Regions from separate parts of the Mus musculus genome. Here regions 2 and 3 are each linked to region 1. A link is a loop called in an ENCODE intact Hi-C map of the cell type or tissue named here. Cell type or tissue: heart. All regions are shown on one strand. Each heading gives the region's core, and the rest is flanking DNA. Links, peaks and the distances in the headings are about the cores only.

Region 1 (9,892 bases), core at 4,422-6,921:
CCTGGGACTTCTGACCACAGTCTTCTGACTCTACACTGGGTAGCAGGATGGACAGCAGTCACCTTGGCCCTGCAATGTCTACTGTTCCTCCCTCGTGGTGCACTTTCTAAAGGGGCTCACGTAAGAGATGTGAGATTTGGTGTCTTCACACCATGCTTTACCTTTGAGCCTCAGCACCACACAGCCATTTTGGAGAGAGGCAGCTGTCTCCTGCCCCAAGCAGGGTGCACCCTCTCTCTCCAGTGGCCTCTGTCTCCTCCTTACAGCTGTGCCCTGTGGTAGACAGTGTGCTGAGTGTGGTGAATGAGCTCTTGGGAGCTACGCTGAGTAAGTTGGGGTCCTACCCCTCCTCTGTGTTCCCTCACCCTTGCCATTGAGCAGGTGGCCATGGAGGGAAGAGAGGGGAGTTTCTCTTCTTCCTCAGACTGTCCACTCCACTCTGGGGAGGCCTCCGGAGAACCCTTAGGGTGGAGATCTAGGAGAGGAACCAAGGGAGGATGTCTAGGGAGGAGCCCAGCTATCCCAGGGGTGGGGGAGGCCTCAGAGCATCCACATCTGAGATCTCCACCTGCCAGCTGCTGCAGACAGACACCTACTGAGCACTTGGGGCTGAAACAAGAGGTAAACATTCTCTGTGGAGATGAAAGTCACAAGCTCACAGGGCTTTAGCAAGACAGCCATGGCCTTGCCGCCCAGTGACTCTGTCTCTCTGCCTCGTGGAGACCTCTGTACTTACTCAGGGAAGTATGAGCAGAGGCAAGGCAGGATGGTGCTGTAGTCACCCCTCCATCAGGGAGGCCGGGAAAGAGGCAGGACAGGCATGGGTCAGCCATAGCAGCCCTAGAAACAGGAGCACAGGCTTTCCCAGTCTGTGTGCCTCCAGACTGTGGCCCTCCATCAGCGGGGTGAAATGGGGGTGACAGCAGAACCCAAATGAATTCTGGGTAAAGGGTAATTTGCAACAGGGGCTCAGTAAATGCCAGTGGTTACTGTCCCTGGGGGTACGGTTGAGGTTTTCCTGTCTGCCCTCTTTCCTGCAGGCCTGGTGCCCCTTGGGCCTCTGGGGTCTGTGGAGTTCACTCTGGCTACACTTCCCCTAATCTCCAACCAGTACATTGAGCTGGATATAAATGTGAGTGTTCCAGGACCAGGGCAGTGGGGTCCATGGGGGAGCCACAGAGGTGAATGGGGGATCCCGGACAAGGCCGAGCAGCCACACACCCACCCTTCTCTGTCTCTTGCCTGGTAGCCCATCGTGAAGAGCATAGCTGGAGATGTCATTGATTTCCCCAAGCCACGCATCCCAGTCAAGGTGCCCCCCAAAGAGGACCACACCTCCCAAGTGACTGTCCCACTCTATCTCTTCAGCACCGTGTTTGGGCTCCTGCAAACCAACGGTGCCCTTGACCTGGACATCACCCCTGAGATGGTGAGTGGTGGCGTATGGGGACGCTGGCTTGGGACATCTGCTCCAGGCTGTGGCAGGGCTGCTGCTGGGTTTCCTCATGTTGTCCCTCATAGCCTTGCTGAGTCTGTTCTCTGTAAGCAGGGGCTGGGCATGCTTAGAGCACACACCTTGCCGTCCACCCTGTTCTAGAGGAGAGTGCCAATAACCCTCCGTACCTGCATGGCACCCCTGAAGCCTTCTAACCTCAGCCTTCCAGAAAACCACGCCCAAAGCCAGAACCGACAGAGTCAGATATCCCTCCATCCAAGGAGGAAACGACTCACCAGATGAATCTGTCTTGAGTTTAAGCTATTTTATACTAAAGTAGGAATGGCTAACATCCTGTCTACTTTCTCAAGAGTAGATTTGAGCTGGAGAAAAGAAAGCCAGGCTTAGGCTTTGCTGAAGGTCACTTGTACTCTCATACTGGAGTTTCTGGGACCTCCTTGCTCTTGTGTTGGTCCCTCTTTGCCTCAATGGCTCAGAGGCTCCCCCCACCCCCAGTCTTATCCCTACCCAGAGCACTGAGCTCTGAGCTATTTGGAGGCCTCACATACAGCTTAGGCAAGAGGATTGGCCTCTCACCTTGTACAGGATGGGGAGGGGTCCCTAGGGGACAGAGGTAGCTTCAGAGAATTGAATGGGGCCCCAAGTTGGAGGTAGGGGTCTTTAGCTGGGGAGAAGGCAGAGTCTGAAGAAAGGAATGTGTCACTGAATGGCCTGTGGATGGGGCTGTAAGCATTGTGATGACTGCTCCTGGAGCTCTGGGGACAAAGTGTGGACAGATCTGTTCTGATAGGGTGGTTCATATGGGGCCACCATTGCTTAGCAACCTGGCAGGACCTTGGCAACTACAGTTTAGCTTCCAAGGGGGAAGGGACATGGGCCCAGTGAGACCACATTTCCTAACATTTTAGCCAGAGCTTGTAAACTTACATGAACCTACGATTTATAAAGACTGGAAGTGGTCGTATTTATAAGTGACCGCTGAGGTGACAGATAAGAGCACCTGGCTGCCTTTCTCAGTGTGGTCTGGCAGTAATGAGAGGACTCTGATACCAGACAGCTCAGCTACATATCCTGCTCATCCCGGGCCACCATTAGCCAAGGATGGAGCCAGGGCAGAGTCTTAGCATCACTTGTGTAAAGTGAGGGCATTCTTAATCTGGTCGCTGAGCTGCTGTGTAGGGTGTGTTAGGGAGGTGGGAAGAGTACCTGGTACAGGGTCAGGCTCCGGGAGTGTCCGTAGTGAGCAGAGGTGAGAGGGACACACTCCCCTGTCCTGCACCCATTTCCAGGGACGTCTTCCTTCTCCACTAACCTCTCATTTGCTCTCATACCCAGGTTCCCAGGAATGTCCCTCTGACAACTACTGACCTGGCAGCTTTGGCTCCTGAGGTGAGTGGGCCCTCTTAGGGGCTCCATCAGTGTAGCTCTTTCCTAGATTGACTCCAGAAACCTTCCCAGGCGATCTCTCCACATACCCATGATTAATGTTGAGCCCAGATATAAACTAAAGTGTGAGACACTAACACTTTATCCTTTTCTGATAGCACAACTGGCTTATAAAGGAAAGAAGCAGAGTGTCCCAGAAGCCACCTGGGTGCTGTGGTCACAGCAACTCCAGCAGACAGAGAACAGGAGAGTCTTCCCAGGCTACTGATTCACAGTGTGACCATTCTGAGTCTCCTAGTAACACCTACTCTTTGAAAAGTGATAGAAATCAGGAAAACACAGCCACATAGAGGACGGAGGCATGCTAGCATTTGAGGGCCACTGTGTCCCACGCCTGGATCCCCAAGTTACTGAATTATCAACACAGAGAATCATAAAGATCCATCCCGAGGGTCCCTCAGACCAGAAGATGTCCCCAGCTCTTGGTCTTCTCTGTCCTGGAGAGAGACAAAGGAGAGGGGTCATGGAGGTAGAGATAGTGGACATGATCCCAGGACTCAGCTTCCCAGTCATTCAGATGATACTGGACCCACCAGTATGCAGCTGGGAGAATTAGTAATGATTTGAAGTTGAAATGACTATTATTACATTATTATTACATAGAGTAGTGGGAGTGTCTGAGGGGGGTTGGACAGAGAAACAGAGGATACGGGTGGCCGAGGACAAGGTCCATGCATCCATTAAGGAAACGGTTTCAGGTAGCCTCAGGGAGCAAGGTGGGACTTGCTCCTTCTCTGGGCTGAAGGGAGGAGGAAGCTCAGGAGAGGAAGGGTCTGGGAGTGGACACTCAGGAGAACCTTTCAAAGGCAGGAGGAAAGTGCAAGATCAATTGGGTGGCAGAGATGACTGAGAAATCCCTCAGGACACAGCTACCAATGTTTGTTGTTTTATTTTTGACACGGAGCTGCACGTAGCCCAGGTCGTCCTTAAACTTGTTATTTAGCCAAGGATAGCCTTAACTCTTGATCTCTCTGTTTCTAGTTTCCAAGTGCTGGGATTTTAGCTGTGTGCCACCAGGCTCAGCTTGCTTGGGGAAGAGATTTTGCCTGTGTATGAAACAGAGTGTGATATGGTGGCCCCATGGGTTAGAGTCTTAACCGCTTTGATGGGCAGAGTGCCTGCTATTCTAGGCTACAACCTTGCTGCCAAGGGCCGTGCCTCTCAACTAGTAGATGCTCAGTGTGTTTGTGGACTGACTGATTCTGACACTGGCATCTAAGCTGTCTTCACACCCATGTTCTTTCCTGTCTCTCCCAGGCCCTGGGGAAACTGCCCCCTGCTCAGCACCTCCTGCTCTCGCTGCGGGTGACAAAATCGCCCATGGTCCTGCTGCAGAACAAGAAGGCCACAGTCTCCATCCCAGTCACCATCCATGTGCTGTCTTCTGTCCCTCAAGGAACTCCTGTAGCCCTTTTCCAGTTGAATGGGGTAAGTGGATGAGGGGTGGGCGGGGAGCCCTATGTTGCATAGCAAGACCCTCACATCATTGATGAACTAAGTCTATTGTTGACCCAGCTTCTTTCCAGCTCCTAACCCTTCTTTGGTCCAGTGGGCCCACTCTACGTCCTCAAGTCCTGAGAGTTGCTCCACAGTGACCTGCCTCTACTCAGCTGTCTCCTGGGGACCCTGCTTCATGACTCAGCATGGTGGTCCCAGCATGCCTTGTGCTCTGCCTGCCCTGGCTGTCTCTTCTGCTACCTTCCTAGGCTAGCTCAAGTGCCCCTGGGAAGCCTTTAGCTCCCTCGTGGATTAAACAGAAGGTTCCGGTCTGCAGTCCCAAACACCCATTAACTCTGCCACACAGTAGGACCAGAGCTGCCATGGGAGGAATGCTCAGAGGCTTTCCTGGCATCTGGGTGACTGCCTCTATTCTTGCAGAGTCAGGGAAAACATCTGCTCACTCTTCTCCTCAGGTTATGACTCTAAATGCCCACCTGGCTCCATCCTCTACCAAGCTGCACATATCTCTGTCCCTGGAACGGTAATGTGGGGTCCTAGGATGGTCTGTCCCTCCCTTTAGACACTAGAATCAGGGGCTGGATAAAATAAGGGCCACTTGGTGTTGGCAAGCATCTCTGATCTGGGTGCTTAGTAGATTTGTGTCACCTTAGGGAAGGGGACATGGTGGTCACTACAGATCAAGTAGCAGGGCCCAGAGTAGGTGACCATGACTAGCACTTCCACTGTTCCCTTTGCTCAGACACTGACTCTGGCAGTGAGCCTGCCCCAGGACACAGAGGCTATAACTTAGCCTGAGGCTGACCACAAGGACGCGATCCCAGAGTGCTGGACGATGTTTCCGCCCCATACGCACTTCTTCCATTGATTCCCTCATCTCTGTCTTATGCTAACTGAGCATCGAGAGATTCCAAACAGCCAAAATGAAGGTGGAAGACCATTCTGCCCCTATTTTTGCATACTACCCAACACAGCACTTCACAGTTTGTAAAGTTCACTGTAGCCCAGGCTCAGGCAATGGGCCCGTGACCCCAGCCTCCCTCTCCAGCTGGTGCTCTGGTTATGGTGAGGTCTGTCTGATCCCCATCCCAGTTGTAGAGAATTTCTCAGACGTCCTTGAGTCCTGACTGTCCTGAGCCACAGCACCCAGTATGCATCTCCCTGCTTTGGAACTTCCCTGTGGTTCCTTTTCTTGCCCTCTTCAACCAGGTCTGCTGCCTGCTCACCTCTGCCTCCTGGTGGCAGTTCATGACACAGCACTCCAGAAGTGAAGATAGAGGTCTAGGCTTGCCACGGACTGACTTGCATTGGGGTCACCTGGTGTACACTACCATTAGTGAGCACCTGCTGGATGCAGACTGGCCCATGTGCAGTGCTAGGCTAGGAAAAGGACACACACACAGACAGTTGGGCTACCCCTAGGAGGGCTCTGTGATGTCTCACAAGGGAAGTGAAGCCCTCTCAGTCTATTTCACAGGGAGGGAAATAGAGAGCCTGAGAGATGGCTGGAGAGAGATGAGCTAGGTTGGAGTCCTCTTGCCTGTTCCTGGAAAGCCATGACTAGGGTGGGCCAGGGTAAGTGGGGCCAGACAGCTCTCTGCAGGGAGTGAGGAACCACCAGGACCTCTTAACACTTCTCTTCTCTCTGGCAGGCTAAGTGTCCAGCTGGCCTCCTCCTTTCCCCAACCTTTTGATGTAAGTTCCTGGGAAGAAGGAGCTTGACAGGGGGTAGAGGATTTGGGTGGGGAGTGGGGGCAAGTCAGGGTCAAGGCTACCTCTGTGTGGGCCCAACCCCAGCAGAGCAGAGCAGAAAAGCAGAGGAAGTGTGCTAGTGTGTATGCTTGTGTGTGTGCGTGCACCTGTGAACCTGTGTGTGTGCTCGGGTGTGTGTGTATGTGTGTGTGCATGTGTGTTTAGGTGGATGTGTGCATGCGTGTGTATGTTTTTGTGTGTATATGCATGCATGCGTGTGTGTGTGTGTGTGTGTGTGTGTGTGTGTGTGTGTGTGTGTGTGAGCCACTAGACATCTTAGGAAAGTCAATCCCATGTTCTTACAAGGACTTGGATCCTCAGAATTGTAAACATCCAGAGGCTCACAAGGATCTGGATCTTCACACAAAATTCTGAGCCCTGAAAGTCTAGCATTCCAGAACCCGACAGAGCCTGAGGTTCATGCTTCTCACAGACTTCTTAGATTCTGAAATCTCGGACAGCTTTAGATTCCAGAACATTCTGAGGACTCCCAAACTGTTTATTCTAAGATCAGCCTTCACAGCATTCTACCAGAGCTGGGTACATTCCCTTCTCTCTTTCTCAGGCACACCTGTCCTAATCCACAGAATCTTCTAGAAGGGAATATCTTGCAAGGTCCCAGACTAAGGGTGAAGTCTGCATTAATCAGTCTCCTTTACTGTTGCTAGGCTACTGTTGCTGGGCTACACAGCCCAATCTGAGGGCCCCATTACCTAGCAGGAACAGTTCATTTAGGCTTGCAGGAGGCTTCTGGGCCTCTGGTTTCTCACGAAGCTCCCCACTCACTATTCCATCTGCTGTTGCAGGCATCCCGTCTGGAAGAATGGCTCAGTGATGTGGTCCGGGCTGCCTACATGCAGAGGCTCAACGGTACAGCTGAGCTGGAGTCCAATTTGCTCCTCGATCCCTTACTCGGATAAGAATACTGAGGCCAAAGAGCTGCCAGGATTTCCGTTAATGCAGCAATGACCAGCACCATCATGCTCTCCTCAGGACCCCCAGAGTTAACCTTCCCTGGATTCTGCTTAAGCTCCCACAGTCAAGTGGGAAATAGCTCTATCAACCAGAGATGGCACGGGATGCCTCTAGGTGGTGTGGCTAAAGGGGAGTCACAAACCTGATATAGAAAAGAGGGGTTTTGTCTTTTTTGGGGGGTATGATGGGGTAAGTAGGAATTTGCTAACAAGAAGCTGAATTCCCACAGGGAGAAGTGTCTGTCCGTCATCAGGGTCTGAGACACCCCAATCTTTGTTTTCAACCTTTTTTTTTTTTTTCCTTCACAGAGCACCTGGAGGTTGGAATTCCCCTGCCTAAGATTCTCAATGTCAACTTTGCCAATTCAGTGGTCGATATCATTGAGGTGAGCGTCCCCTGTGGATGTGTCCCCAGATGGCAGTTTAGCTGAGGCCCGAGAGACCTGTTTGACACCTCTGAGGAGCGTGCCCTGCCTCATCCTCTGACCCACCTCTGTGTCATGTCTACAAAGCTCAGAGAACCACAATCGTCAGAAACAGCAAATACGTCATGTATTTCAACCCTTTCCTTCCTCACCCGTGGCAGACATTGTCAATCAATCACAGAATTCTGTTGAATTAAGACATGTCTGACCTGAAGAAGGAACCTCAGATATACACACAGATTCATGGTTCTTTGGTTCATGGACAGCAAATACTTATTATCCCTCATTGTATGTCTATGGCAGGCATGACTAATGGATTGTGACAGCACCCCCTCTCTACATTATTATTATTATTATTATTATTATTATTATTAATTATTTTGCCACAAACCTTTTCAAATCAGTACACGTTTGAGTCTTTGGCTAGCTCTGGGGAGTGAGCACAACAGGGGTTTCTGTATTAATTTTTAAGGTAAGAGGATGAAGGTCAGGGAGTGTCAAGGTTGTTCAGTATGTTTTTGGTAAAAAATGACCTTTGACCTTAAGTCTGAGTCAGCAACCTGACCTGCACCGGACTCATCCACAGTCTCGTCCCTCATTTAACGCTAGGCCTCAGGCAGAGCAAGAGGCCAGGCGTGAGGTGAGGCAGCCATGAGGGGATCTGGTGCTTAGAGACCTAACTGCGAATTCCTGTTCTTGCAGAATGCAGTTGTGCTCACAGTGGCTCCGTGAGGCGGTATGGCTGCTGCTCTCCCTGTTCACTACAGAGTCCTATCTGTCTGCCCACTCTGCCTCAGTTTCCCTCCCAGTCTTAAGCCTGCATTGGTGACAGTATAAGTGCCCCTTGCCCACCCGGGCCCACCTTGCCCTCTGTTCCTGTGATCATGCCTGTTTTGGGGTGGGGATGGCTGGATAGCCACTGATCTGCTTCAGAAAGCACATAGCACCTTGGTTCAATCCCAGCTTTAATAAACTGATCCTTGGTCTTGTGCCTGCTGGCTGGTTTGTTCCCTGGCCACACAGGAGCGCTGCTGGCTTTGGCCTCCAATGATCTTCATTCTAAACAGGAGCTCTTATGAGGTAAGGGGACCTGGGGCTCAGTTATTGGAGTGCCGAGTCCCTGTTCCACCTGGCTGGCCTGGGCAGCCTCTGGTCCTTGTCCGGCCTCAGCCTCTCCATGTCGTCCATTACCCCCACCTTCTGTCAGGATCTCTGCCTCGGAGGTTTGGAACCCTTTCAGAAGGGCATACCAGCTGAAGTTTTGAGGGTTGGATAGGAGCAGTTCTGCAGGGAGAAAAGGAGCCAGAACTCTATGAAGCAAGTGTGAGTGAGACTCACCCTACCCCAGAGAGACACCTGTTGATTGAGAAGACAGATGTTCCTAGAACAAGAGAGCACTTCCAAATGCTCTTGACACACACAACGGTTCGTTTCATTCACCAATGTGACATCTCCCCAGGAGACGTGGTTGCTATGGACTGCACCGGAGGCAGGCATCACGGTGCTGGCAATGTGTCAGAGGAGATGCTCATCCACTGTCAGGAAGCAGAGGGAGAGTTCTCTTCTCCTCCTTCCTGTCCTGTTCCCTGGGCTTCCGGCTTACTGGATGGCACTGCTCACACTGTTGGGTCTCCCCTCTAGCTCATCACTCTAACAAATCCACAGTAGGCTTTACTATTCATTCTGGCATCACCCAGTGCCCATGGCCGGGAGCTGTCCAAGCTCCTACTCAGTGGTCCAGGCAGCTTTCCCTGCAGCAGCTAAAGGGGGCTCAGATGCCTGGCCTTGGGCTCTGTCTCAGTCCCATGTGTAACAGGGTGTCTAAGACTGGCTGGTTTACAGTGAACAGGAATTTACTGGCTCACCCTTCTGGAGAATGGGACATCCAAGATGGAGGGACTGGTGTGTATGCTGGGGTTCGTCCTGCTGTGCCATTCCATAATGCCAGGCAAAAGGTCAAAGACAATAAAGAGATGAAGAGGTAGAGATAGAGAGTGTGTGTATGTGGCACACAGAGAGAGTGAGTGTGTCTGTGTGTTTGTGAGAGAGGGGGAAGGTGGATGGGAAGGGAGAGAGAGAGAGAGAGAGAGAGAGAGAGAGAGAGAGAGAGAGAGAGAGAGAGAGAGGATATGAATCACTCCCACACTGGAATCCACTTCTTGCCTGCTGAAGTGGAATTCATCCATCCACAAAGCTGGAGCCCCCAAAAGCCTAACACCCCCACTGAGCCCCATCTCCTGACCCCATCACCCAGGGGACACATCCAGACCACAGCAGTTGCTTATCTGTGACACAGGGAGGTCGTGGTTCTCACCCAGGTCATCAGAGGACTAACATCCAGCCTGTGTCAGGTGCTGGGAAGGAGCCTGGCACGTGTGAGT
Region 2 (9,892 bases), core at 4,452-6,951, 220 kb before region 1:
GAACTCCTCCAGCATCTTCCTGGGATCCATCAAAGGTCACAGGGGCAGATGTAGTTTTTGTTTCAATTCTGGAGCAATGACTTCAGCAGGAAGGATGGGTGTGACCCAAGGAAAGGAATGAGTTCTCTCTCTGGGCTGTCCAAAGTGGCTTTTGCCAAAGGATTCTCTGTCACCTTCTAGTATGATTCCTGGAGGTTTGGGGCCATTGCAGTTTGCCCTAATATCTCTGTGGGAAGACTGGCTGGCTCTGAGATGAGGGACTTGACTCTAGAGTGGAGACATTCTGGAGAACGGGTCCTCTCTGTCCTTTAGCTCCTCCAAGCCAGTGGGCTGTGCTTCCCACGGTGGAAGAGGATCCTATAAAGCCTTATTACAGCAAAATGAGGTGGGTGGCAGTATTGTAGGGACCCTTAGTATGGCATCATTGTGCATCTCAGTGCCATTCACCTTCTTTAGCTGTACTGCTGCATTGCCTGTCTTGCTTGTGTTTCCTTTTCGCAGGACCTCACAGGAGATGGAGATGAAGATAGGGATGGTGAGGTGGGGGGCAGCAGTGGCTCTGGCACTCCAGTGATGCCCCAACTCTTCTGTGAGACCAGGATACCCTCTAAAACCCCAGCAGTAAGTCCCCTCTTGCTGAGCCCAGGCTCCTCCCACCGCTCACAGACCAGCATAGAAAATGAGGCTAAGGTAATTCAGCAGGTCTTTCTTCCACACCCGTGTTTAAATCTATAATTAAACCTTTAAAAACTTGTTTTACTCTTATTCACACATCTCTGCGTATAGACCACAGGAGTGCCTATGCTCTTTGGGGCCAGAAAGGGCGTGGCGCTGCTGGAGACGGAGTTACAGGCAGGTGTAAGCAACCCCAGGAGGGTGCTTAGGATGAACTCAAGTCCACTGGAGGAGCAGTAAGGAAAGGCTTTCAACTGCTGAGCCATCACTCCAACCCCTAAATCTTTTGGTTAATTAGCTCCAGCTTGTTTCATTAAAAGCAGCAATCAAATACAGCCAGGGGATGAGGTGTGCCTCCCTGTTTTGAGTGTTAGGTGAGCCCCTAAGCCTGTGGTTTCACTCTTGGCTTGACCCTGTAGGAACTATGTTGAGGAGGCAAGAATTCCCACGGCCCAGTTTCTGGCTCACCTTGGAGCTGATCTGAAAGCCACTGATGGACATCACCCTTGTCTCTTGTGTCTTCTCCCGCTGTCTTGAGGCAACCCCAGCAGATCAAGCACTTTCTTGGGTTCCCAGATTGCACAGGATCCACTTAACCAGGGACCCTGCCCTCCCTGAGCTCAGCTTCATAGCCTCTAGAGGGCATAACCTGTCATGCCTAGGAACCTTATTCTGTTTCTGCTTTGGGGTCAATGACTGCCAGCTCTTTGTTCTTACAAAACAAAAGGGTCCTGGTTTGTCTCTTCACTCTTGCTGGCGTGGGACCTAACTGAGGGAGGCTGTTCATACGCACCCCCATCTATTTTGCTTTGCTGGGACTCAAACCTTTTCTTCTGTCTGCAGCCCCTCAGTTGGCAAGCAAACACTTCAGCAAGCACGCCCTGGCTGTCCCCTGCCAGCCCTTACCCCATCATTGACCTCACAGATGAAGATGTGATACCCCAGAGCATCAGTACCCCATCGGTTGACTGGAGCCAGGACAGCCATCAGGAGGGCATGGATACCACACAGGTGGATGCAGAGAGCAGAGATGGAGGCAACATTGAGTATCAGGTACCACTGAGATGGGATTTCTGTCTTAAGCTCCTGAATGTAGAGAACAGATAACAGCTGTATAGTGATCAGCCTCTATGATTGATGTCATTTTTTTCATACATTACAATTCTAAGTATTTTCCAAATTCAACATTGTCCTTCTTTTCCCTGCACTGCTCCTGGACACCGATATGAACAGTGTTCTCTCCCTCTCCCTCCCCCACCCACCTCCCACCCCTCTTGGTGTGCACATGTGTGGTGTGTGCATGTGCCACTGGAAGCCAGAGGTTGACATCAGATGTATTCCTCATTCATTTCCCACCTGTTATTATTGTGTATGTTGTGTGCATGTGAGGATGCAGGTGTACACATGTCATAGTGTGTACAGAAGGCAGAGGACAGTCTCAAGTGTCAGTCCTTGGCTCCCACTGTGCTTTGAGACAGGCTCTCCTGTTTTCCACTTTGTGAGACAGACATTAGCACTCAGGCGTCGAAGAATTCTCCTGTGTCTGCCTTCCACTTGTCTTTGGCATGCTAGGTTACACACATGTATTATTGCATGTAGCTTTAAATGGGCTCTGGACCCTGGTACTTGTCTTTGGATGATAAACACTTTATCCACTTAGCCCTCTACCTTATTTTATTTTTATTTCATGAAGAATTTGATTTAATTTTATGTATGTGGATGTTTTGCTTGCATGTGTATGTGTACACCATGTATGTGCCATATGCCCTCAGAAACCAAAAGAGGGTGCTAGATCCCCTAGAGCTGGAGTTGCAGGCAGTTATGTGGGTACTGGGAATCGAACCTGGGTCTTCTGGAAGAACAGCCCGTGCTCTGAACTAATAAACAATCTCTCCAGAACCCTTCACCTTATTTTTGAGACAACATCTCTCACTGGCTCAGAGCTCACCCACTGGGCTCCATTGGTTGGCCAGGAGGCTCCAGGGATCCTTCAGTCTGAGCCTTCCCAGTGTTGGGATTGCAGGCACATGCAACACAAACAGCTTTAGGAGTGGGTGCTTGGAATCTGTGTGGCCATTGCCTCAGCCCCATTCATGATCACCATGCTCTGAATATTGCCTCCCTCCCTTCCTCCCTCCTTCCCTCCTCCCTCCCTCCTTTCTTTCTCTTTCTTTCTTTCTTTCTTTCTTTCTTTCTTTCTTTCTTTCTTTCTTTCTTTCTTTCTTTCTTTCTTTCCTTCCTTCCTCCCTCCCTCCCTCCCTCCCTCCCTCCCTCCCTCCCTCCCTCCCTCCCTCCCTCCTTCCTTCCTTCCTTCCTTCCTTCCTTCCTTCCTTCCTTCCTTCCTTTCATGCTAGATAGAACTCACTCTGTAAAACAGGCTGGCCTTGAACTCACAGAGATCCTCCTGCCTCTGCCTCTCAAGTGCTGGGATTAAAGGTGTGTGCCACCTCACCCTTCCAATGTTGTTTTCTTATTCATACATATTCTGTTCATATGCAGACATGTATCCTGCCTTTTGCCATTTAAGCACTAGGGTGGGCTCACTTTCAAGCATCCATTGCACAACCAGGGATCAGCAGCATCAGTGAATTACCCGATTGACCTTGCATGTGTGCATTGTGGCATGGTGCCTTCCTACTCACGGGTAGCTCCCGTGGAAGTCTTTTCTCTGTGTGCCACTTCAGACTCCCTAGAACTGTAGCTTTGTGCTTTAGTTTTGTTTTAAGACAGGGTCTCACTATATAACCCTTCCTTCCTGATCTCGAATTCACTATGTAAACTAGCCTACCCTTGAATTCACCGAGGTCCATCAGTCTCTGCCTCCTGAGTGCTGGGATTCAAAGATTGCCCAACATGTCCAGTTTGTTGTTTGCAATTAATGAAGCACTGTGGGAGTTAATTAGCAAAAGATTTAGTGCAGATCTAAGCAGACACTTGTGGAATGGAGACTTAAGACAAGGACCTTTCCCACTCAAGAATGGGCACAGACTTCTTGAAAGCCCCTCTAGTTGTGCTTTAACAATTTTAATATAATGTTATTAATTATTTGAGAATTTCATGTATATGCAATCTCTCTCTCTCTCTCTCTCTCTCTCTTGTTTTTTTTTTTTTTTTTTTTTTTTTTTTTTTTTTTTTTTGTTTTGAGACAGGGTTTCTCTGTGTAGCCCTGGCTGTCCTGGAATTCACTTTGTAGACCAGGCTGACCTTGAACTCAGAAATTAGCCTGCCTCTGCCTCCCAAGTGCTGGGATTAAAGGCATGCACCACCACGCCCGGCTATATGCAAGGTCTCTTAATCATATTCACCCTCTACTCCTCCCTTTATTCCAGATCGTTCCACCCTCACCTGCTATCAATTTTGTTTTTTAAAAAATAATTTACTTAATCCAACTTGTGCTGCCCATATACTCCTGGGTGTGGGGCCATCCACAGAGTGGTGGCTGACCTACCAGTGACCTTTCTTTCTTTTTCTTTTTTTCTTTCTTTCTTTCTTTTTTTTTTTAAAGATTTATCTATTTTATGTATGTGAATACACTGTAGCTATCTTCAGACACACCTGAAGAGGGCGTCAGATCCTGTTACAGATAGTTGTGAGCCACTATGTGGTTGCTGGGAATTGAATTCAGGACCTCTGTGTGACCTTTCTTTAAAAATATTTATTTATTTATTTTACCTATGTGAGTACACCATCACTGTCTTCAGATACACCAGAAAAGGGTATTGGATCCTGTCTTAGTCAGGATTTTACTGCTGTGAACAGACACCATGACCAAGGCAACTCTTATAAGGACAACATTTAATTGGGGCTGGCTTACAGGTTCAGAGATTCACTCCATTATCATCAAGGTGGGAGCATGGCAGTATCCAGGCAGTCATGGCGCAGGCAGAGCTGAGAGTTCTACATCTTCATCCAAAGGCTGCTAGTGGAAGACTGACTTCCAGGCACCTAGGGTGAGAGTATTAAGCCCACCCACACCCACAGTGACACACCTACTCCAACCAGGTCACACCTATTCTCCTGGGCTGGTTCCACTCCCTGTTAGCAGCTTTCCTCAGCATGTATTCCATGGCTCTGGCATCTTTAACTCTAGAGCCAGAGCCACATGGCTGAAGCTGCTGAGTTCTGCTGCTTGCAGGAACTAGAACATGACTCCCTTGTCCAACAAGGCCACACCTCCTCCCTCCCTCCTCCCTCCCTTCTTCCTCCCTCCCTCCCCCCTCCTTTCTTTCTTTCTTCCTTCCTTCCTTCCTTCCTTCCTTCCTTCCTTCCTTTCTTTCTTTCTTTCTTTCTTTCTTTCTTTCTTTCTTTCTTTCTTTCTTTCTCTCTCTCCCTCCCTCCCTCCCTCCCTCCCTCCCTCCCTCTTTCTTTCTTTCTTTCTTTCTTTCTTTCTTTCTTTCTTTCTTTCTTTCTTTCTTCCTTCCTGAGTTACCTCCCCTGAATAGAATCTTGGTGGCCTGTAGGCTGTAGGATCAGAGACAAGTCTACTCTTGAAAAGGCTACAGGTCAGACAGTTCTGAATTTAGAGTCTCACTGGTTTAAATCCATCTTTTTGTTAATTGCTTCTTTGGAGTCGGAGTCACCATTATGGACCCTGATAGCTTAGGAACAACCAGGCATACACCTGTGTGTTTAGAAAGAAGCCTGGGAGGGACAAGAGACATATGCCCTGTCTCCTAGAGTCATTTAGTCTTGCTTGTGGGTGGGGTGGTGCAGGAGGCCATTGTTGGCTGTGTCTGGAGTGAGGTAAACTATCAGTGAGCCACTCCGTCAGACCCTATTTTGATTCTTATGCCTATTGATAAAATGGTCTGAGATGTGCAAAGATTTTGAACTGAAGGATGCAGATAGAATGGTCTCTAAGGGATGCTAGTCACTGTTGGACCAACTCATAACTTAAGAGACAGGGACACAGGCAATGGGGCAGGGTGGAAGCACACAGGGAAGCAAATTATTAGGAACATTGCTGGGGGCTGGAGGGATTGCTCAGCCTTCAGTTAAGAGCACTTGATGCTCTTCTGCAGGTTTAGTGTCCAGAACCCACACTGGACAGCTCACAACCTCCTGCAACTCTAGTTCCAGGCTATCTGATACCCTCTTCTGACCTTTGAAATCACACACTCACACAGACAAACACACACACACACACACACACACACACACACACACACTTATAAATCATCGAAAAACAAAACAGTGCTAGGGGTCAGCCTAAAATCGAGGCTCTGATTTTCTTGCCTTGAGGCCATTTCCATACATTCAGTTTTTCTAAGAGCAAGAAAAATAGGTTACCAGATCTGTCCGAGGAGAACCCTCCTGCAGTTGTGCTATGTGACCAGCAGAGGGGGGAAAAGAAACAGTGTCTGTTTCTGGGCCTATGGGGGCCACTGAAACATCACACATGCGGAATGACTTGTGGGTCATGGGAGAGGAAATATCCTTGCTTTGATCCAGTGAGACATAACATGTCCGTTTCTAGACAGGATCAGATGGCAATAAGACAGAGTAGGAGGAGGGAGGACTATAGGAGGAGATTCCAATGTGCTATCTGTGGTCCTGGCCAAAGACCAAGACCTGTCTGGAGCCTCCCCAGTACTCAATGCTCATGTTGGCCAGAGCACTTCCTTGTCTCCCTGGCAGCCACATGATAGAGTTAAGGCTCTGAGCATAAGATAGAGAGGGCTGTGTGAAAGCAAGCATTGAAGCCTGGAATGTCCCATCTAGCCTACGATTGTGAGAAGCAGCCCGAAGCACCTTCTTTATTGTCCCCTTCACGAGGAATCTCACCCCAGAACTCATTTCTTCCTTCTCAGGGGACTTTGAGCAGGCAACCTGGCAGTCACGATCAGGACTCATGATACTGATGTTCATACAGATATGCACACGTATACCATGTGAACACACATAGAATCTTATTGAACCCATTCTGAGTTCCATTCTTTCTCACATTTGAAGTGCAATGTATACTTATTTTGGGCTCCAGGATATGTGTTATGCAGGTCACCCCCTGAATGCCCCCTCCCCCTGCTTTTGGTATTAGCATCTGCAAGCCAGCCCAGGAATAGACTCTGGGTGAATATGTATGCCAGTATGTACGCTTAGCCACTCAGGTGTGGGTAGATATTGGTGATATCTTTCTCATCTAGGTCTCGGCTGACAAACTGTTGCTCAGCCAGTCCTGTATCCTGGCCGCCTTCTATAAACTGGTTCCTTACAGGGAGTCTATATACCGTACTCTGGAGGTTACACAGGTGTAGGAATGACCTTAAGGGCTGGGAAGAATGGAGAGCTGCTAAATGTTAGCTTATGCCATTGTGTGGCCAAGATGGCTTGCTGAGTTAAGGATACCATGGAGGTGGTGAATGCCTCTGTGAGGGCCTGCTTGGGAAAGGAATTTGAGATGTGCCAAGGTCACTAGTGAGTTTCTGGTACTACCAGCTAGACTGGGAATGATGACTGCTGTCTTGTGAGGTGACCCAGTGAGCGGTGCTTTCAGTTTCAAACGAGTGCATATTATTCAGTGTGCAGCAAGCAAGGGTACAGACAGCAAGCAGCAGAGAGTCACAGCAGGTAGACAGATAAACATCAACGTATCAGATCCTCACAATACCCAGCAGAAGCGACTGGAGAAGCTCAAGTCGGTGAGCAAGCAGAAGAAATGTCATAAATCACCAAAAACAAATGACTTGGGAAGGCCCTTCCTCCTCCTCCTCCTCTTCCTCTTCTTCTTCCTCCTCCTCCTTTTCCTTCTTCTTCTTGATATATTTATTTATTTTATGTATGTGAGTACACTGTTGCTTTCTTCAGATACACCAGAAGAGGGCATCTGATCCAATTATGGATGGTTGTGAGTCACCATGTGGTTGCTGGGAATTGAACTCAGGACTTCTGGAAGAGCAGTCTGTGCTTTTAACCACTGAGCCATCTCTCCAGCCTGAAGCTGGACTTCTTGATGAAAAGTTTTATGCAAAATCTCATCTGTATGGATGGGCTTCTGTCCTTCCATCCCGACTGCAGTCATCTCTACCTTATGGGATAAACAAGGGTACCCTCTGTTGAAAATGGTTTTACTTCTGGCTGTTCTCAAGGGTGCTATGTGTTTAATACCCTCAGCTGTTTGCTCCCTGGCACAGTGTTAAGAGAGCAGTCTGCCCAGGACAGGGAGGCTTGGAAGACTCTTGAGAGAAGTGTACTCGAGTCTGAGACAATGGGAGGCCTTTCATTTCCAAAGCCAGCTTTCAGTGAGACTAAGCAGCATGTGACAAGGGACCAGTGCCACATGCGTCCCTGGGGCAGCAGCAATACTGCAGAGTACGCTATCCAGAGGTGGTGAGCTCTCTTTCTTTAAGCAGGATCCTTCAAGGCCTAGAGGAGGAGCTGAGGTCAGTGGTCTCCTCCCTTTGTCTGTGAATAGTTTATCTCCTCTGAGCCATTAGGCTCCCCACCAATCCCCTCCAACCCCTATCAGCCTGTTTGTTCCACTTGGCCAAGTGCCTAATTAGACATGCAAATTGTAATGGCCCTTAAAATGAAGAATGCTTGCCTCCATTCACATCTTCTTAGAGAAGGGCAGTGAGAAGTCTGTTGTCTGAGAAGAGCTACAGGAGGGTAAGGTAAAACTGCTGGAGGCTCCTATTTTTAACTAACAAGGCTGAGTTGAAACCTTCCTTTGGGGGAGAGCTGACCACTGTGATTCTACAGGGAAGAGGTCATATCTCTGGTGCCTGCCCCTGTGGTCCATTGTTTCCTTAACCAGTCCCCCTAAAAGCAGACTCCTGTCACATAACACAGCCCAGGACAGCTGTCTAGCTCTGAAAGACACCACTGTTTAGGGAATGCAGGCCCCAGCAGGGGGAATCCCTGGGTTTGCCCTGGCACATACCTCAATCGCCTGCTCCCATTCATTCACGGACAGAGTTTGCCTTTATTTGTGTCTTGGCAGAAAGCCAGGGTGAGAGCTGGCAAGGCCTGCCCCAGCAGTCCTGGAGAGTCACTGGAGGACCAGCTGAAGCCCATGCTGGAGTGGGCCCACGGTGGCTTCAAGCCCACTGGGATCGAGGGCCTCAAACCCAACAAGAAGCAACCAGGTGGGAAGGAACCCGGGGGACATGGTATTCCCGTACCACCTCTGACTGTTCTGCTTTCTTTGCTCTACCTTCCCATTTCTTGACATCTATAGTGCTCATTGGAGAAGAATCAAATCTCCTTGGTTGATCTGAATCATTCACAAACCCCCCCCCCCCCCATGTATGACCCTCAGGCAAACCTTGGGTGCACATCCAGTCTCCTACAATCTTTGGACACCTATTTTTCTTCTTATCTCTTTTTGTTTGTTTTTGTTTTTGTTTTTCTTCGAGACAGGTTTCTCTGTGTAACCCTATCGTAGAACTCACTCTGTAGACCAGGCTGGCCTTGAACTCAGAAATCCACCTGCCTCTGCCTCCCAAGTGCTGGGATTAAAGGAGTGTGCCACCATTGCCCAGCCCTTCTTATCTCTTAATATTAATGTGTATATATAAGCACTGGAAGATGTCACTTTATCATCAAACATACCTTGTGCTTTTGTTTTTTGAGAGAACAGTCTCACTATGTATGCCTGTTTGGCCATGTGCTGGATTTCTTAGCATATGTCACCGCATCAGGCTTCCTCATGGCTTTTGATGGGTATCTAATTTTCTTTCCCAGTGTGTGAGTCAGATTCAACCATGTCCACTATGATTCAACCGATCCAATAAAAATATAAATAAACATTATTGCATGAGAGCCACAGAATGTGTTTGAATTAGTTTCTAGTAGTTTCATTGTAGAGAATCAGGTGAAATTAATGTTAATCATAAATTTTGACCTAATATTTTTAAAACTTAGCATTTTCACTTTTAGCCTACATATATTTAGTTAGTTCACTTCTCTGTTAGTACTATTCAAAAAATTATGCCATTAGGTAAAAGCTAAACAGAAATTGATTAAGGAATACTTATTAATTAACTTCATAAATTGGCTAAATAGATTCCAGGGTTCAAGCCAGTCCAAATTAACCAAGTCAGTAGCATCACTTGACAATTTAAACCTGACTTTCTGTGTGAGTGAGATCCTGTTCCTGCTGGCATTTCAAATACTTAGTAGTTCCATGCTCCTGTTGGCCATTGGCAGACATCACTGTATGTCACAGTAATGAGCTGGTTCTCAGGACTGATTTCCTTACAGATTCAGATGTGTAAAC
Region 3 (9,892 bases), core at 3,110-5,609, 120 kb before region 1:
TTCTGCTTGGCTCGTCTCTCATCCCCTTACCTCAGGTCCTAATGCTCTGCTGCTGCCTGTGCTGTTAGCCCTGTCCCCAGAAGAGGTTAAGTCCCAGCTTTGAAGTCTCTACCCATTGTCTTTGTCCTGTCACCCTCACCACAGTGACAGATCCTCCAGGACAGGGGCTTGGTGCCTTGTGCTCTCTGTCCTGTCTCCAGCTCCTGAACAGCGCCCAGGACCCAGTGACTCCTGGTACATTTGAGGAACGAATGAGGGAATGGGGCTGTCAGGGCATTGCTGAGCGGGACACACTTGAGGAATGGGCACGGAACCGGAGCCTCACACGAAGCGGTACTCACACTAGTCCCCCTCCCCCACTCTCTTTTCTTTTTCCTGTTTTTGAGACTGGGGTTCATGTTTTCAGGCTGTCTGTGAACACCTGATCCCTCTACCTCCATCTCTCAAGTGCCGGGGTTGCTGCGTGCACCCCCACGCTTGCCTCCTTCCCCCTCTTTTCATCTGTGGTCATTTCATCCAGTGCCCGGGCTTAGGTACTATTATTGTGACAGATGTTGGAGGAAATAGTGACATAAGACCCAACCCAGTGGCTTACATGACTGAGTATTTGATAATCTCATTTTTTCTGTCCCATCCCTGTTGTTCACCGTCCATGGTTCACATCTCAGTCTAGAGTCTCGTTTCCAGTCTGGAGGGAAATCTCCAGACAGGAAGGCTAAGCACAGATGCTAGCCAGGGCTAGAATGTGGACATGTTAGTTTGCTCTCTGCTGCTGAGATAAAACACTGAGCAAAATCAATTTGGGGATGGAAGGGTTTCTTTGGCTTACAGGACTCCATCACTGACATCATTGAGGGAAGTCAGGGTAAGAACTCAAGCAGGAGCTGAGGCAGGAACCACGGAGGGGTGCTACTTACTGGCTTGCTCTCTACGACTTGCTCAGCCTGCTTTCTTATACAGTCTAGGACCACTATCCAGGGCTGGCATCACCCACAGTGAGCTGGGCCCTCTCACATCAATCATTAATTGAGAAAATGGTCCCCCACGCCAGTCTGATGGAGGCAAGTCTTCAACCGAGGCTCCCTCTTCCTAGGGTTTGTGTCAAGTTGAAAAAACTCTTGCCTGCACAGAGGGCAGTGGAAGCCTGGGCCAGCCGGCCTCCTCTGCTCTCCGAGTGCCTTCTCTGTTACTATAGTCCTGACAGAGTGTGTATTCTGCCCACTTCTGACAAATACCGAGTGGGAATGGACCCAGACACGCAGGCTTCTGTAGTGGAGGTAGTCAGTACAAGACAGACTGGGACCCAGGCACCCTTGATTTCAACTTCACGATTTCTCCCTGCTTGGAAGAATGATATTATCATGACCCAGTCTCTTCAGCTTCTAAATCTAAGAGACTCTTAAAAAAAAAAAAAACCAAAAAAACCAGGAGTCCACATGACAGTAGGCTTGGTGCTTTTTAACTAGTTTCTGAGACAGGGATGGGCCAGACACTTTGGCCATGAGACCTGGCCAGGACTTTTGGCCACATCACTTTGCCCAAGCTGTGGTCACTAAGGCAAGGGCCATAGACTTTGTGACCTCCAGTCCTATCTGGCACCAGCCCTGACCATGTTCCAGGGGCAGGATATGGAGTTTGACTGTCCCCAGGAGGTCTCCTGCTACAGCCATTTTTCTCTGCCAGGGTCTCCACCCCAACTGGTGCCAGCAGGTCAAGTACATCCCACAGCTGAATGTCGTGGCCTCGTGTTCAGCCGTGGAGAAGTCCTCTCTGGTGCTGATAATACTGCCAGGCAAAGAACCCGAGAAACCCAGGTAAGGAGCGCCTGGCTGAGGGAGGCAGGTGGCAGGCAAGCCTTAAACAGATCTGCTTCCCCCTGCTACACACAGCTAACTCTGCTGAGAGAAGACTTGCCTCTGGGTTAGTGTCTCTTTGCATGGCACTGTCTTGAGGCTCATTCATGCTAGGTCCCAGGAAGCAGCCTGTGTCTCCCTAGGCTGACAGTGGATGTGGGACCTAGCTCTGCTTTCTGTTTAATCATGATTCTGGAATTTCTACCAGTGGCAAAAGGGTAACAGGGCCTCTTTCATATCTCTCTCTCTCTTTCTCTCTCTCTCTCTCTTTCTCTCTCTCTCCTCTCCGTGTGTGTCTTGGGGGGAATGCATGCCTTAGTTCACATATGGAGGTCAGAGGACAACCCTGGCTATTGGTCTTCACCTCCCACTGTTTGAGAAAAGGCCTCTTTGTTGTTGACCACTGTATCTCTGAGACTGGCTGGTCTGTGAGCTCCTGAAGGTTCCCCTGTTTCGGCATCAGAGCTTGCTGTGGAAAGACTGGGTTACAGATGTGCACTACAATGCCCAACTTTCCATGGCTTCTAGGAATTCAAACCCAGGCCCTCAGGCTTGTGTGGCAATGACTCTATCCACCGAGCCACCTGCCAGGCTCCAGTAGGTCTGTTTTATCCACCCATTTAATGAAAAATGAACAACAAAGACCAAATCAACCCCAGCATTTGTTAGGTAGGCAGACTAAAGGCATGGCTTGTCTTTTCTTTCTCTCCCTCCTTCCCCCTCTTGCCCCTCTCGCCCTACCCCTCTCTTTTGAAGGGGACATGGAGACAGGATCTCATGTAACCTGAGCTGAACTTCTAATCCACCTGCCTCTATCATGCAAAGTCTAGGATTACAGGCCTGTGCCACTGGCTGGGTTCAACATTTCTGATTGGAGTATCGAGAGCGAGTGACGTCACTCTGGGGCCCTCGGTTTTCTCACCCGTGAAAGGGTGAAGCCAGGGCCTACCTCATTTACCTCAGGGATGCCTTGAGTGGATAATGTTCTGTGTGGCACATATTGAACCACATAGTAAAAACAAGCGACAGAAACCATCAACCTCAGAATAAGTTAATTAGGTTAGCAAGAGGCCCGTCTTCTCTTCCTACAGCAAGCCATGATGCAGAAAACCTCACGTGCATGCACATTTATTCTTTGAGACAGTTCCAACATAATTTTTTCATTCTAGATTCCTTTTTGGGGGGGGGGGTGGGCAGGGTTTCTCTGTGTAGCCCTGGTTGGCATCGAACGAAGAGATTTGCCTGCTTCTGCCTTTGGCATGATGGGATTAAAGGCATGAGCTATCACTGCCTAGCTAGAAATTTTAATTTTATTGCATTTAATGGCAGAAGTAAGCCAGAGGGTCACCTCACCGTGGTCTCTGGAGGCTGATTCTGGTCTCTTCTCCTTCTTACCTGTCTCATCTTCCCTCTCTAGATACGCAGGTCCAGAGTTTAGGCACCTTCCTGCCCCAGGTCCTCTGCTGCTCTCTGCCGGCTGTGTTCTTGCTTTTCTTTCTTTGCCTCTCCCTGTTTCCTGTTTTGGTTTTTGAGGCAGAGTCTTGCTGTGTCGCTCAGGCTGGCCTTGAACTTGGGATCCCTGCTCCTGTCACCTGAGCGCTGAGATCATAGGCACGAGGCATTATGTTTGGCTTTCCTAGTCTGTCTTTCCCTTGTTGCCAGGGACCAAACCACAGGGCTTGTGCTTGCTAGGCAAGTACTTCATCATTGAGCTGAAGCCCACACTTTCTCTTGCTTGCTTTCCTTTCTTTCTTTTTAAAACATGTTTTATTTTTTGAGACAGGGTCTCACTGTGCAGCCCTGGCTGGTCTGGAGCTCATTACGTAGACCAGGCTAGCCTCTAATTTACAGAGATCTGCCTGCCTTCTGAGCTCTGGGGTCAAAGGCATGTGTCACCACTCCTAGCACCTTTCTTCTTCTTCTTTCCAAAAACATGGCTTCTCTGGAACTCACTTTGTAGACCAGGCTGGCCTCGAACTCAGAAATCCACCTGCCTCTGCCTTCTGAGTGCTGAGATTGAAGGCGTATGCTACCACTACCTGTTGTTTTCCTAATTAACACTTTTATTTTGAAAAATCTCTAACATATACTTAAGAACATTTTAAAAAATCCTTAATTCCTTATGAATTCCTTAACTAGTCTAAGTTAATATTTCCCCAAGTTCTTCAAAATGCCTTCTTCTAACTCTTTGGAATCAGGCATAAGCAAAGTGCAGATGGTTTTGAGCAGAGGGGTGGTGGGGTCTAATGTATGTCTTCAAGTCCAAAGGGCCAGGAAGGGGTGGGGATATCAGGGAGGAGACTATCACAACAGTTCAGGCTACACAAGATGGTGACTGAGCTGGCCAAGGATGGAGGTGGAGAGGTTGGAATATTTAATCTTGGGATAGGTTAGAGGACGTATTCTCTCTCTCTCTTCTCTCTCTCTCTCTCTTCTCTCTCTCTCTCTCTCTCTCTCTCTCTCTCTCTCTCTCTCTCTCTCTCTCTCTCTCTCTCTCTCACACACACACACACACACACACACACACACACACACACACACTGTGCAATACCACCTCTGCCCAGCAAGTGGCACTATTGGCTTCCAGCTTGTCTCTGGTACTTGCAGAGTAACCACTGTAGGTAAGACTTGAAGTGGCCAAACCTGAGCTCTATGGAGTCCACCTCAGCTTCTCAGAGGGCCCTGAGGGACCAGCTCATTGTAGCTGGTCTTACCTGAGCTCTTGACATGGTTGAAGCCAGGAGTGGCTGGTAGCTGGTAGAGGGTCAGGGATTGGGGCTCTAGGAACTGGTGTGAAGTGTGTGAAGGGCCCCACCCTGCTTCCTCTCCTTTCTCTCTGCTTATTACCTCCACTGCTACCTTTCTGAAGTCACTGTCACTGCTCACTAGGTACCCTCTGGCTCCTGTCCCTATACACAGCCATCTGCAGATCTCCTCCAGTTGGGGCCCTGAATGAACCCTTCATAGTCCAGGCCCCACCTACCTTGCCTGGGACCACTCCTGCTAGCCCTTAGCTCTTCCCTGGCTCTGAAGCCTCGCCTCTCCCTGGGTGCTCCCCTTAGGCGTTTCTAATGGCCCTGCAGGCTTCTGCCTCTCACCGCCCTCCTCAGAGAAGCTGTTCACAAGGCTCGTTCAGTTTCCCCCTCTCTGCCTGGCCGTCCATTGCTTCCCCTGTAGCCTTCCTCATAGTTGGTCTCTGTCTTTCCCTTCTCTATCCATCTCTTTGTTCCTGTGCGTTGCTCCTGGAGACCAGGTCTGTAGGAAGCACAGTGACCCTGAGCTCTGGCAAGGAGCAGGGGCTGGCGGAGTGAGTCACTCTGAAATAATTCCTCCTGTCCTTCTATCCTGGTGACTGTTGCTACAGAACACTTCTCTGCACATAAGTGCACAGAGGGAGGCATCTCCTTTGCGATTTATTATAGAGAGGCTGGCATATACCACTGTACTAGTGTGGAGGTCAGAGGACAGCTTGCGGGAGTCGGTTCTTTCCTACCATGGTCGAACCTAGGCTTTACTTACTAAGTCATCTCATTGACCCAGATCTCTGGCACCCCAGTGAGTGGAAAATACATGCTTTGATGTGCTCTTGAAATTTTGAAGCAAGGATAGAGGTTAAGAAACAGTTTGGGGAGCCTGGCGTGGTGGTGCATGCCTTTGATCCCAGTACTCGAGAGTTCGAGGCCAGCTTGGTCTACAAAGCAAGTTCAGAGCTGTAACACAGAGAAGCCCTGTTCTGAAAAAACAAACAAACAAACACACACACACAAACAAAAAACAAAAAAGGAAAGAGAGAAAGAAAGAAAGAGGAAGAGAGAAAGAAAAGAAAGAGAGCTGCTGCAGAGGCTAAGGGGCCCTAGAGCAGACATGGCGTGGTGTGAAGGAGAGCCAGCCTGGCTATCATCCAGGCAACCTTAGACAGCTTGGTGGCCTGTGTGGGGCCCCACAGCCTTGGGATTTTGTCAGGGTGTCTCTGACCTCTGAGCCCTGCTCAGCCCTTCCTCGTCTCCATTCCTGGATATCTTGAGCCATTTCCTGTTTTATCTACCAGGGCAGAGTCCCCTTCCCTCTGTGTGCCCTCAGGTTAAGTTCTTGTTCTTCGTGCCTTTAGCTCAGCCGGGCAATGGCGCTCTTGAAGATTGCATGTGCGAGTCCAGGTGGCCTGTGAGATGACACCCAGCACAGAGCGAGGGCACAGAGCCAGTGGGCCAGGGCTGCTTTATTATTATTATTGTTGTTGTTGTTATTGTATGTGTCACACTGCTTGGAAGATATTTGCCTGAGGGTGCTAGGTGTAATCATGGTAACTTTGTTTTTTGGAACAATGCAAAATGCTTTTTTTTTTTTGTTTTTGGAGACAGCCTTTCTCTGTGTAGCCTTGGCTGTCCTGGAACTTACTTTGTAGACCAGGCTGGCCTCGAACTCAGAAATCCACCTGCCTCTGCCTCCCAAGTGCTGGGATTAAAGGCGTGCGCCACCACGCCCAGCATTGCAAAATGCTTTTACAGGTGGAAAGACTTGCTTGTGTTTGGGGCTTTTTCTTCCTAAAGGGTGGATGTCTCCCTTCCCATGAGCTACTGATTTGGGCACCTGCTCTCTACTAGCAACTGGGTGAGCAACTGGGCCGGTCTGGGGTCTCTCTTTGGGGTGGAGAGATAGTGACTGCCTCCCCACCGAGCATCGAGCTCCTTCCCGCCCCAGGCCCAGGCTGCTGCTCTCTGCCCTGTGGCTTCCCTCAGCCCAGGGGCCTCCCTTCTTGATTTTTCTATCCTAGGTTATCATCACTGAATTTAAGAAAAGGAATTCTTTGCTTTGACTACTGTCCAGACAGGAACTTTCTGGGTAGGTAATCTTTGTGTTTCCCCGGAAGCAGAGTTGGGGTGGAGGTGGCAGCAGCCTGGGGATTTTCAGAGCCAACAACAAGGCTCTGTAGCACCTGTCCTCTGTTTGGCTTCCTCTGCTTCTGATCTACATCACTGGGAGGTGGGGTGACTCAGGCCTGTCAGAGATGGAGACAGGAAAGGGTGAGAGGGACAGTGACAGATCACAGTGACATTCCCCAGCTGCCAACTCTGGCTGGAGTCCGAGGCCTGGCCCTGGAAGAAGGTCCCAGTGTAGGACCTGATGACTGATACTCATTTCTTGACTCCAGCAACTGGTGGCTATGACCCCCACATCCGCCTGTGGAACCCCCTGGTCTCAAAAAAGCCTGTGTGGCTGATGAAGGGACACCAGACATCGGTGACACACCTCCTTGTGAACAGCAGGAATGCCAGCATCCTGATCAGCATTTCTAGGGACAAGGTGTCACCCTCTGTCCCCCGCTACCTCTATCTCTGTTCCCTGGGAAGAGACACTCACTCTGCAGGGATAATGTAGTTTGGCCAGTATTGAGTCCTGTCCCTGGGCTCACACTTTGCTATAAGCCCACAGGGAGGTGCCCTAGAAGAGTCATAGTGGTGGCCACGAGTCTCCAGCTGCCTCTGTCGGGGCAGAGCCCAGCTCTGAGTAGTCTAGAACTGTCCTGGAGTTGGGGAGCAAGGGAAGGCCTGAGGTAGGATGTGGGCTGCCTGCTCTCTTTGCCTTTAGCTTGCTGAGCTTAGGGGTCCAGGCAGGACACAGGTGCTTAGGAAAGTGGAGGAAAGAGTGTTGTTCTGACTCTCTCTGAGTTCCAGGGCATTAGTTTAGCCTCTTTGGGCAGAGCTGTGGCAGCAGCCAGCACTTTATACGTGGTTGGCCTTGCTCACAGGGGCATCCCTGGGGCCTAGGGTGCTGGCTGCACCTGCAGACCCTCCTGCCTCTTGCCTATCCCCTACAGAACATTCGAGTGTGGGATCTGCAGGATTATGTGTGCCTCCAGTCCTTCTGCGGAAAGCTCTTTCCCCTGGGCAACTGCCCCATAACCAGCACCTACTTCTACAGGAGCAGCACCCTCATCTGTAGCACCTACAATGTGAGTGTCATCCCAGGAGTCGGGCAGAGCTGGCAGGGTCTGCTCTGTGCTGAGCTGGCCCTGGAGCCTGTGAGGCTCTGACTCTGGAGCCTCCTTGAGAGCTGGGCCCCAGCCCATCCTCTTCTCTACCCCTACCGCCCCTGTTCCATCCCCACTCATGCGTCCTTCCGACTCTCCCATCATCCCTCCACACTCCTTTGGCCCCATCAGTTGTGATCATGAACCCCAGGAAGGCAGGGAGTGCCTGGGAGAAAACTGTCAGGAAGAGTGTTGGGAGATCCTGACCAGACTGTCATTTCTAGTGGCCTGCCCAAGTAAACAGAGCCAGACATATCTGAAAGAGTGCACTTTCACAAGTGAGCTATGACCTTTCTGGTACCTGAGGGTCTGCCTTGACCCTAAGGATGGCAAGAGGGGAGTATTGGCTCTAGAGCCACGGTGGGGCCTGGTGCCACATGGTAGCCCAGTGGAGGACAAGCATCAAGAGATTCACTGAGGCCACGTACCCATGCTAGCTGGCCCACTCTGTCAAGGGTCACAGGTGTCTTTCTGTGCAATGGCTGGCTCTCCCCCTTTGCAGTGCATTTATTAAAAGAAGGGTAGGTATTAATTAACATTTCTGCTGAGTGCTGGGCTTGCTGTTAGTATTCTTTTGAAGTTCATTTCCAATCGTCCTGGGCATTAGTATAGGCTCTCTGGGTGGGGCTATGACATCATTTAACCCTCATCTTCGTGGGGACGTGAGAGTATATTACTCAGGTAAAGTTAATTCAGTAGAAAGGCAAGGCCATGTATTGGAGTCACGGGCACAGGAAGTATCCTCTGAGCTGGGGCTGGACTGGTCAGAGGCTTTCCTGAGTGTTACTGGACTTGTGGGTCACAATCTGTGCTGAGTCAGGTCCTCAACAAGCTAGTTAAAAAGAGCCAAATGAATAGTGGAAAACAGGAAAAGAAGATTTATTTGGTGTGGCCACGTTGGGAAGAGGGACAAAAAGGTCCAGCAAACCCCTCAGCTCCATTTTTGAGGTCCTGCAGAGAGATCCAGGTTTCAATAGAGGGCCAAGGGTGTGCGTATCTAAACAAGTCCCTGAAGGTGTGGTCGCACCCACCATTGACCCCTCACTGTCTGGACTCCAGGTTCATCCTGTAAGGTGATCTAAGGAGTTGTTAGAACTCCGTGGAAGCTCTTTCCCAGGAGGCAAGTCCCCCTGCTTGCTGGCATCCTTCCTCCTCCATGCATGAGATCCTGGGGAAATTCTCCTTTCTCGAGAATCTATAGTTCCAACAGTCCCATAGCCAGATGGAAAGACACAAGGGTCTCTTCAGAGTATCTTCATGTCTGCCAAGCTGGTTACAAAGGAAACACCAGAGTAAAGATTTAGCCCCTCAGAAGGTGAGGGGACCATGGACTTGGGCCTCAGGGGGTATTGGAACACGAGGGAATCCCAGGCCTGGAAATAGAGACCTTGGAGTGAGATAGGAGACTCAACAGAATTCTGAGTTGCTGAGAAACCTCCTGGGGTACGGGATGTCTTGACTTCATAGACTCTGTAGGTTTCTCCTCAAGGCCTTAGTCTGTCTGACTGCTCAGCTGTCAGTTTCTCCCTCACACCACAGATTGGGATCCTCAGAGGATACCTGGAATCCCAGGGCCCCCTGAAAACAGGGAGGATGACGACTCACAACACACCCCTGTGTGCAGTCCTCTACAGCAAGATCTTTAAGCAGGTGAGCGGGCAGGGCTAGCCTCAGCTGGGAAGAGTACCAGGGATAGACAGCATCAGGACCCAGACCTCTCCATGTGCCCGAGTGGGCATTCAAGTAGCAGTTAGCTCACGTGGCACTCTGGAAGTGGTTAGCGCTCTTGACATGAGGAAGTCTGGCAGACTGGTTGGCATGGGATCTGACTGAGCTCTGATCTGGTCACTGGATTGCTGACCCCTCTGAGCACCCCTGCTGGGAGCTGTCACTTAGATGAGCTCTGGGCAGGCAGGTCTCTTAGCATGGAAACAGACGCTGGTGTGGGCTGTCCCTCAAGGTTGCCACCCTGTAAGCGACCACCACCATAGAGTACCACCTTAAGGAAGCT

Evidence for each region. Hi-C counts contacts between places; a loop is a spot of excess contacts. Peaks named below come from ENCODE experiments on the same cell type or tissue, not always from the same donor. Only the 100,000 strongest peaks of a DNase experiment are listed, where the experiment ranks them.
Region 2: it touches region 1 in a loop (6-fold over the local background); 7 of 42 quality-filtered maps call a loop at or near these places.
Region 3: it touches region 1 in a loop (16-fold over the local background); 17 of 42 quality-filtered maps call a loop at or near these places.

The regions. Positions count from the first base shown.
Region 1 is chr2:153,924,495-153,934,386 of GRCm38, forward strand. Bpifb3 (BPI fold containing family B, member 3) reads left to right here. Exons shown (of 16, transcript NM_001379473.1): 7 at 267-327; 8 at 1,041-1,132; 9 at 1,250-1,429; 10 at 2,792-2,845; 11 at 4,160-4,330; 12 at 4,816-4,883; 13 at 6,013-6,055; 14 at 6,919-6,982; 15 at 7,396-7,472; 16 at 8,214-8,502. The coding sequence ends at 8,243. Among named protein-coding and RNA genes, the nearest start is that of Bpifb3, 11 kb to the left of the region's middle. In heart, for the core only: a CTCF peak has its summit at 5,603 (motif pointing left); no DNase peak of the experiment used is centred there; H3K27me3 peaks cover 276 bases.
Region 2 is chr2:153,704,866-153,714,757 of GRCm38, forward strand. It overlaps the pseudogene Dnmt3b-ps1. Among named protein-coding and RNA genes, the nearest start is that of Mapre1, 31 kb to the right of the region's middle. In heart, for the core only: a CTCF peak has its summit at 6,014 (motif pointing right); no DNase peak of the experiment used is centred there; H3K27ac peaks cover 422 bases.
Region 3 is chr2:153,803,204-153,813,095 of GRCm38, forward strand. Efcab8 (EF-hand calcium binding domain 8) reads left to right here. Exons shown (of 29, transcript NM_001370916.1): 13 at 1,684-1,814; 14 at 6,625-6,692; 15 at 7,003-7,154; 16 at 7,669-7,803; 17 at 9,421-9,531. Among named protein-coding and RNA genes, the nearest start is that of Efcab8, 29 kb to the left of the region's middle. In heart, for the core only: a CTCF peak has its summit at 4,456; no DNase peak of the experiment used is centred there; H3K27ac peaks cover 481 bases.